Linked DNA regions of Homo sapiens: all the other regions are linked to region 2. Evidence: read pairs that join two places in POLR2A ChIA-PET (ENCODE). Cell type or tissue: OCI-LY7. All regions are shown on one strand.

What was found. Peaks named below come from ENCODE experiments on the same cell type or tissue, not always from the same donor. Only the 100,000 strongest peaks of a DNase experiment are listed, where the experiment ranks them.
Region 1: POLR2A ChIA-PET joins it to region 2 with 20 read pairs; 6 of 35 experiments call an interaction of 5 or more read pairs at or near these places.
Region 3: POLR2A ChIA-PET joins it to region 2 with 10 read pairs; 12 of 35 experiments call an interaction of 5 or more read pairs at or near these places.

The regions. Positions count from the first base shown.
Region 1 is chr9:112,448,046-112,450,545 of GRCh38, reverse strand. All of the region lies in intron 8 of HSDL2 (hydroxysteroid dehydrogenase like 2), which reads right to left. Among named protein-coding and RNA genes, the nearest start is that of KIAA1958, 38 kb to the left of the region's middle. In OCI-LY7, no CTCF peak of the experiment used is centred here; no DNase peak of the experiment used is centred here.
Region 2 is chr9:112,383,471-112,385,970 of GRCh38, reverse strand. The region is part of intron 1 of HSDL2 (hydroxysteroid dehydrogenase like 2); the gene reads right to left. Among named protein-coding and RNA genes, the nearest start is that of HSDL2, 4.6 kb to the right of the region's middle. In OCI-LY7, no CTCF peak of the experiment used is centred here; a DNase peak (open chromatin) is centred at 1,080.
Region 3 is chr9:112,125,980-112,128,479 of GRCh38, reverse strand. All of the region lies in intron 5 of SUSD1 (sushi domain containing 1), which reads left to right. Among named protein-coding and RNA genes, the nearest start is that of SUSD1, 48 kb to the left of the region's middle. In OCI-LY7, no CTCF peak of the experiment used is centred here; no DNase peak of the experiment used is centred here.

The DNA.
Region 1 (2,500 bases), 65 kb before region 2:
GCGATTCTTGTGCCTCAGCCTCCCGAATAGCTGGGATTACAGGCACATACCACTGCACCCGACTAATTTTGTATTTTTAGTAGAGACAGGGTTTCACCATGCTGGCCAGGCTGGTCTTGAACTCCCGACCTCAGGTGATCTGCTCGCCTCAGCCTCCCAAAATGCTGGGATTACAGGCATGAGCCACGGCACCTGGCCTGTTCTATGCTTTTTTTATACTTCTGTATTAAACTTGTCTTTTTAAATTTTTAATGTTTTAATTTTTTTCTATTGGTAGAGATGGGGGGGGGGTCTCGCTATGTTGCCCAGGCCGGTCTTGAACTCATGTCCTCAAGTGATCATCCCACCTCTGTCTCCCATAGTGTTATGATTACAGGTGTGAGCCCCTATACCCTGCCCGTACTAAGCTTTTCTATACAGACTAATTTAAAATGCTATCAAAATTGAGTAAAGTATATAACAAAATCGATTGGATGTAGCCAAAGCTATGTTAAGGGGATAAATGCACAAACTTTATTTCATTATTTTAAAAGAAATAACAATAAAGTATTAGCCCAACAAGTAAGAACAGGAACAAAAGCAACCTCAAAGAAAGCAGAAAGGAGAAAACAATAAACCAAAAGTAAAAAAAGTAAGGAATCAGATGGTTGCACAATTCTGGGAAGATGCTAAAAATCACTAGACACTTCCAAATGGTGAATTTTTTTTTTTTTGAAACTGAGTTCCACTCTGTCACCCCGTCTGGAGTGCAGTGACATGATTTTGGCTCACTGCAACCTCCACCTCCTGGGCAGCTGGGATTACAGATGTGCACCACCACACCCGACTAATTTTTTGTATTTTTAGTAGAGACAGAATTTCGCCATGTTGCCCAGGCTGGTCTTGAACACCGGAGCTCAGACAATCCGCCTGCCTCAGCCTCCCAAAGTGCTAGAATTACAGGCATGAGCCACCGCACCCGGCCTAAAATGATGAATTTTTTGGTATATATAAGTTATATCTCGAGTTGTTATTAAAAAGATAATCAGAAAAGAGAAAAGCTGTAGAATTAAAAATGAAATAAAATTTAAAGTCTGGTGCTTTTGAGAAAAAATAAGATAACACAAAATCAGCAACTAATCAAGAAAAAAGAAAAATAATTTTTAAAACAGAGGAAAGAGGCTGGGCGTGGTGGCTCATGCTGGTAATCCTAGCACTTTGGGAAGCCAAGGTGGGTGGATCACCTGAGGTCAGGAGTTTGAGACCAGCCTGACCAACATGGTGAAACCCCGTCTCTACTAAAAATACAAAAATTAGCTGGGCATGGTGGCGTGCACCTGTAATCCTAGCTACTCAGGAGGCTGAGGCATGAGAATTGCTTGAACCTGGGAGGCAGGGGTTGCAGTGAGCCGAGATCGTGCCACTGCGCTCCAGCCTGGGAGACAGAGTGAGACTTTGTCTTAAAAGAAAAAAAAAAAAAAAAAAACAGAGGAAAGAGATAAAACAGTTTGAAAACTTTAAAAAATTGTGTAAGTGAAATACTACATGTCAACTCAAACAGGTTTTGAAACTTCAAATGGATAATTTGGGTTTTTATTTTTTAAAAAGCCTATAATTGAATAAAATAAAAGTTTTGAAAGAAATAACTTCAGAAAAGACCCAAATGACTTAGTAGGTATTTCAAACCTTCAAAGAAAAGAACACAGAGAGAGGCTGGGTGTGGTGGCTCATGCCTGTAATCCCAGCACTTTTGGGAGGCCAAGGCGGGTGGATCATGAAGTCAGGAGATCGAGACCATCCTGGCTAACGCAGTGAAACCCTGTCTCTACTAAAAATAAAAAAATAAAAAAAAAAATTAGCTGGGTGGCAAGCCTGTAATCCTAGCTACTCAGGAGGCTGAGGCAGGAGAATCGCTTGAACCCAGGTGGCGGACGTTGCAGTGAGCCAAGAAGAAAATGCCGCTGCACTCCAGCCTGGGCAACGGAGCAAGACTCCGTCTCAATAAAAAAATAAAAAGAGAGAGAAAGAAGGAAAGAAAGAAAGGAGGAAAGAAAGAAAGAGGTGAAAGAAAGAATAGAAAAAGTACCCATTTACCATATTTAAAATGTAACAAGTTTATTACACTAAAAATAGATACCAATCTAACTTCTCTGATTAAAAAAATGTCCATCTTATACAAATGTTAACACCTTACTTATGGTAAAATCTGAAGATTTTCTCATTAAAATTAAGAATAAAATAAGGATAATTAAAATAAAATAGTTTTAATGAACCTCCTGGAAGTTCAAGTCAGTGTATTAAAATATATGCCAGAAATCATCCTTGAAAGACATTATTATATGCAGACAAGAAGTTTTACCATGTAGAAAATTTAAGATAATAATAACTACAGCAACCAATAGTTACAGGGAGCTTCCTGCATCAAATGTACAATATGATGTACCATCACTCTTATTCCTCACAATAATTACACAAGGAAAGTAAGAGGTGACAAAACTGTTTCAGAGAGCTGAAGTGATAT
Region 2 (2,500 bases):
AGACCATGTTACTATTTAAAAAAAAAAAATTAAATTAAAAAAATTGGCCGGGCATGGTGCCTAACACCTGTAATCCCAGCTCTTTGGGAGGCCGAGGTGGGCAGATCACCTGAAGTCAGCTCAAGACCAGCCTGGCCAACATGGTGAAACCCCGTCTCTACTAAAAAATACAAAAATTGGCCAGGCACAGTGGCTTACGCCTGTAATCCGAGCACTTTGGGAGGCTGAGGTGGGCGGATCACAAGGTCAGGAGTTTGAGACCAGCCTGACCAACATGGTGAAACTCCATCTCTACTAAAAATACAAAAAAAAAAAAATCGGCCAGGCGTGGTGGCAGGTGCCTGTAATCTCAGCTACTCGGGAGGCTGAAGCAGAATTGCTTGAACCCTGGAAGTGGAGGCTGCAGTGAGCTGAGATCGCGCCACTGCACTCCAGCCTGGGCGACAGTGCAAGATTCTGTCAAAAAAAAAAAAAATTAGCCAGGTGTGGTGGTGCATGCCTGTAATTCCAGCTACTCTGGACGCTGAGGCAGGAGAATCGCTTGAACCCAAGAGGCAGAGGTTGCAGTGAGCCTAGATCGCGCCACTGCACTCCATCCTGGGCGACAGAGCAAGACTCCATCTCAAAAAAATAAATAAATAAATAAAACTTAAAAACTTTTAAAAAAGAAGTCTGATCTCTTACCTATAGGTGACCAGCTTCATTAATTTCTGGCCTATCATTTTTGTACTTTTTTCAAACATAAGCAAACATATATATATATAAAACACTCTATGTATGTGAAAAACTATCCCTTCCTTTTTTCATACAAAAGGTAGTATACATAAAATATTAAAGTGGTTCTGTTGTTGTTGTTGTTGTGTTTTTCTTTTGACAGTCTTGCACAAGTTTTTCACTACTGCAAGCAAGGCTGTAGACAGGTCGTGGTGACCTAGCCTGCAGAAATGAACTCCAGACACCCCTGAGCAAGGTTAAAAGACGAAAAACAATTTCCTTTACTGTCTCTCTTGTACTATTAGTTATGACTATGTTTGCCAATGCTTGTATTTAGTAAGATTTGCAAAGTTCCTGTTTTTCTTTCGATGCAGCTGCTAGGCCACTAGCTATGCAAGGCCACAGGTTAGTGCCAGGTCAGCAGTTATGCTATGGATTACGTGATTTGTCACTGTAAAATTTACTGCCTTTGTTTTGATCTTGTATGCTGGCCTATATAAGCTAAACTCTGTTTTTGTTCAAGGCTCAGCTTTTTGGATGTGAATCCACTGAGCCGGTGAGTACCTTAAATAAACATCCTCCTGTCTTCCCAATATCGGTCTCTCTGGTCCTCAGTTTACCACAACAGCCTCAACAGCTCATGGCAGCGTCAACCTCCTGGGCTCAAGTGATTCACCTCAGCTTCCCAAGTAGCTGGGACCACAGGCTAAAGTGATTTTTAATGTAAGTATTTACAAGAAAATGTCCCAACTATTGCTGTAAAAAAAAGCCATATCTCTTTGCTTTGAGTATAGCTTGATTGATTCCCAGTAGGAGAAAGGGCATTTTCTTCCTCACTCAGAGTCTCTGGCATTGGCAGAAAAAAAAGCAAACATAACCCTGATCTGTGCCAGTAAGAAGTCCTCCAGCTCCAAAGCATTAGTACCAGAATATAGAAGGCAAGAGCACTTCAAAGAAGGCTCCAAATTTCTTAGTATTATTGATAGATGGCTAAAACTTGCTGATGAAGAGCTAACTTACAGTTTAATTTACTAAAATTCTCTGGTACCCCAAAATCAGGTAAAAGTACTGAAATTTTTAGTAAAAGGAAGAACAACTGTTTCCAAAAAACTATACAAATTATTCTAAACTTCATTTGGAAAAATAAATACCCAAGTATAACCAGGAAAATTCTGAAAAATAATCCAAATGTGGTGGGAACTAGCTTTCCCACATATTAAAACATTTTGTAAAACTAGAGCAATTAAAATAGTTTGGGCTGGGTAGAGTGGCTCACATCTGTAATCCTAGCACTTCGGGGGCTGAGGCAGGAGGATCACTTGAGCCCAGGAGTTTGAGACCAGCCTGGGCAACAAAGTGAGACTCCTCTACAAAAAAATTTTTTAAAAATAGCCAGGCATTATGGCGCATGTCTATAGTCCCACCTAATTGGGAAGATGAGCTGGGAGGACTGCTTAACCCCAGGAGATCAAGGCTGCAGTGAACTATGATGGTGCCAATGCACCCCAGCCTGGGTGACAGAGCGAGGCCCTGTCTCAATTAATTAATTAAGTAAACAGTCTGGTACTGGTACATGAATAGAGACTAAAGTAGCAGAGCAGAAAGTCCAGAAACAGAGCGCTATATGTGCAAGAATTTAATATACAACAGAGGTAGAATTTCGAGCAGAAGAGAAAAGATTAACTCTTAGGTCAATGCTGCTAGGACAAATGAGCAGCCATCTGAAGAAAAATCAAGTGGGCTTCCTAACTCACTTCCTGAAAGAAATCTCAGGGGGATAAAAAAA
Region 3 (2,500 bases), 260 kb after region 2:
GGAGGTTGCAGTGAACCGAGATTGCACCACTGTACTCCGGCCTGGGTGACAGAGTGAGACTTCATCTCAAAAAAAAAAAGATTGTAGGCCGGGCATGGTGGCTCACGCCTATAATCCTAGCACTTTGGGAGGCTGAGACAGGCAGATCATTTGAGCTCAGGAGTTCAAGATCAGCCTGGGCAACATGGCAAAACCCCATCTCTACTAAAACTACAAAAAATTAGCTGGGTGTGGTGGTGCATGCCTGTAGTCCCAGCTACTTGGGAGGCTGAGGCATGAGAATCACTTGAACCTGGGAGGCAGAGGTTGCAATGAGCTGAGATCGTGCCACTGCACTCCAGCCTGGGCAACAGAGTGAGACTGTCTCAAAACAAACAAAAACAAAAATAAACAAAAAACAAACAAAAAAAGTTTTTTTGAAGTTGAGGCCGGTAAGATTGCTTGAGTCCGAGAGTAAGAGACCAGCCTGGGCAATACAGAGAGACCCCGTCTCTACAAAAAACTGAAAAATTAGCTGGGCATGGTGGTACATGCCTGTGGTCCCAGCTCCTCGGGAGGCAGAGGTGGAAGGATTTCTTGAGCCCAGGAGGTCAAGGCTGCAGTGAGTTGTGGTGGCACCACTGCACTCCAGCCTGGGCAATAGAGTGAGATCACAACAACAGCGACAACAACAATGGAAGTTTTCCCCATCCTATCACTTAATAATAATTGTTATTATTATTTCTATATAACATTTGCCACAATCACAGTTATGTGTTGACTTATTATTATTGTTATTTTTTGCCTATTGGCTCTCCCTAAGCTCCATGAGGGCAGAAATCTTACCCACTTTGTTCACTGCTATAATGACTAGCATGTAATAGGCACTCAATAGACAGGAATAAATAAACGAATGAACATAGATCTTAAAAGTTCAGAGGAAGACAGGATCCCTTTGTTAGTAATGGAGCAGATCAGGCACGGGGAAGGACTTTGCTCAGTGTGAGGGTGAAAGAGTGCACCTGCAGAAGAAGGTGTGAGTGCAAAAGCAGAGGAGAGTAAGCTGAGATGGGAGGCACGGGGACTATAGAATTTCAGAGTTGGAACAGCATTTTTCTTTTTCTTTTTGAGATGGAGTCTCACTCTGTTGGCCAGGCTGGAGTGCAGTAGCACAATCTCAGCTCACTGCAACCTCTGCCTCATGGGTTCAAGTGATTCTTGTGCCCCAGTCTCCTGAGTAGTAGGATTACAGGCGCATGTGCCACCACGCCCGGGTAATTTTTGTATTTTTAGTAGAGATGGGGTTTTGCCATGTTGGCCAGGCTGGTCTCAAACTCCTGGTCTCAAGTGATCTGCCTGCCTCGGCCTCCCAAAGTGCTGGGATTACAGGTGTGAGCCTCTGTGCCCGGCCAACTTTCGAGAAGCTGTGGGTGTAGGGAAAAGAATATGACTGACATGCCTTAAACTCCTGGCCATCCCACAATTGCCTGTGTAACTTTGGATGTATCATTCTATCATTTTGAGCAGTCTTTGCCTGTACAGTGGGGAAAATACCCCTTAACATGGATGGGTATTTTGACTATTAATGCTTTATACTTAGGATCCTGTTGGAATGCATATGATGACAAATGGTAGCCATTTGTACCAGGATTTCATTCAGATTGTCAGCTGAGGGTGTGCGCCAAAATGAAATTTGGAGCTTTGTAGAAATTTGAATACCAAGAGCCCAATTCAGTACTACTGAATCAGAAGAGTTATCTCTGGGTGGGTGTGGGACTCCAGCACGTGCGTTTTTCTAAAGCTTCCCAGGGGATTCAGACGTATAGCTGTTAGAACCATGCGTTTAATCCAAGCCGTGCTGAAATCCTCTCTAAATGTCTCTTGCTGAGGGATTGTTCAACTTGAATAGCTCTGTTAACGGGGAACTCACAGAGCCACAGGTCCAAGCTGCTTCCTAAAGGGGCATCCACCTGAGCCTTTGAGCCTTAATCCCTAGAGAACAAGTTACTGATTTCTTATCAATTGGGTGATATTTGGTATTAATTTTTTTTTAAAATCTTGCAGTCCCAACCAAAGTCATCATGCCTTCCATTATTCTTGGTCACGTCCAAGATGGAAGCCAATCTAGTTATCTTTTGTACTTTTATCCCTTTTGTACTTGTGCTTCTCTCCTAATCCAATGACTTGTCACTGGGTTCCCTCCCAGACTTCTCCACTGAGCACTTTAACCTTCCACCTTCAGTGTACATGAATCTATACCTCCAACCTCTTTAGTGATGTCCCCTCTACTTCCTGCTGTAACTGAACTCTGTCTTAAATTAGAAGATGTTTCAGATGTCAACAATGTGACTAGGCAGTCTTATGAAACATTAACCATCTCTTTGGTTGGTTGCTTGTGTACACACAAATATATTCATTCTTGGAATGCCTTGGGCCATTAAATACGTCTAAAGGTTTGATGCTGGGAAAACATGATGAGGGCCAAGGGGTCTTGTGTCTGGTGAATATGCATGAAAAGGGA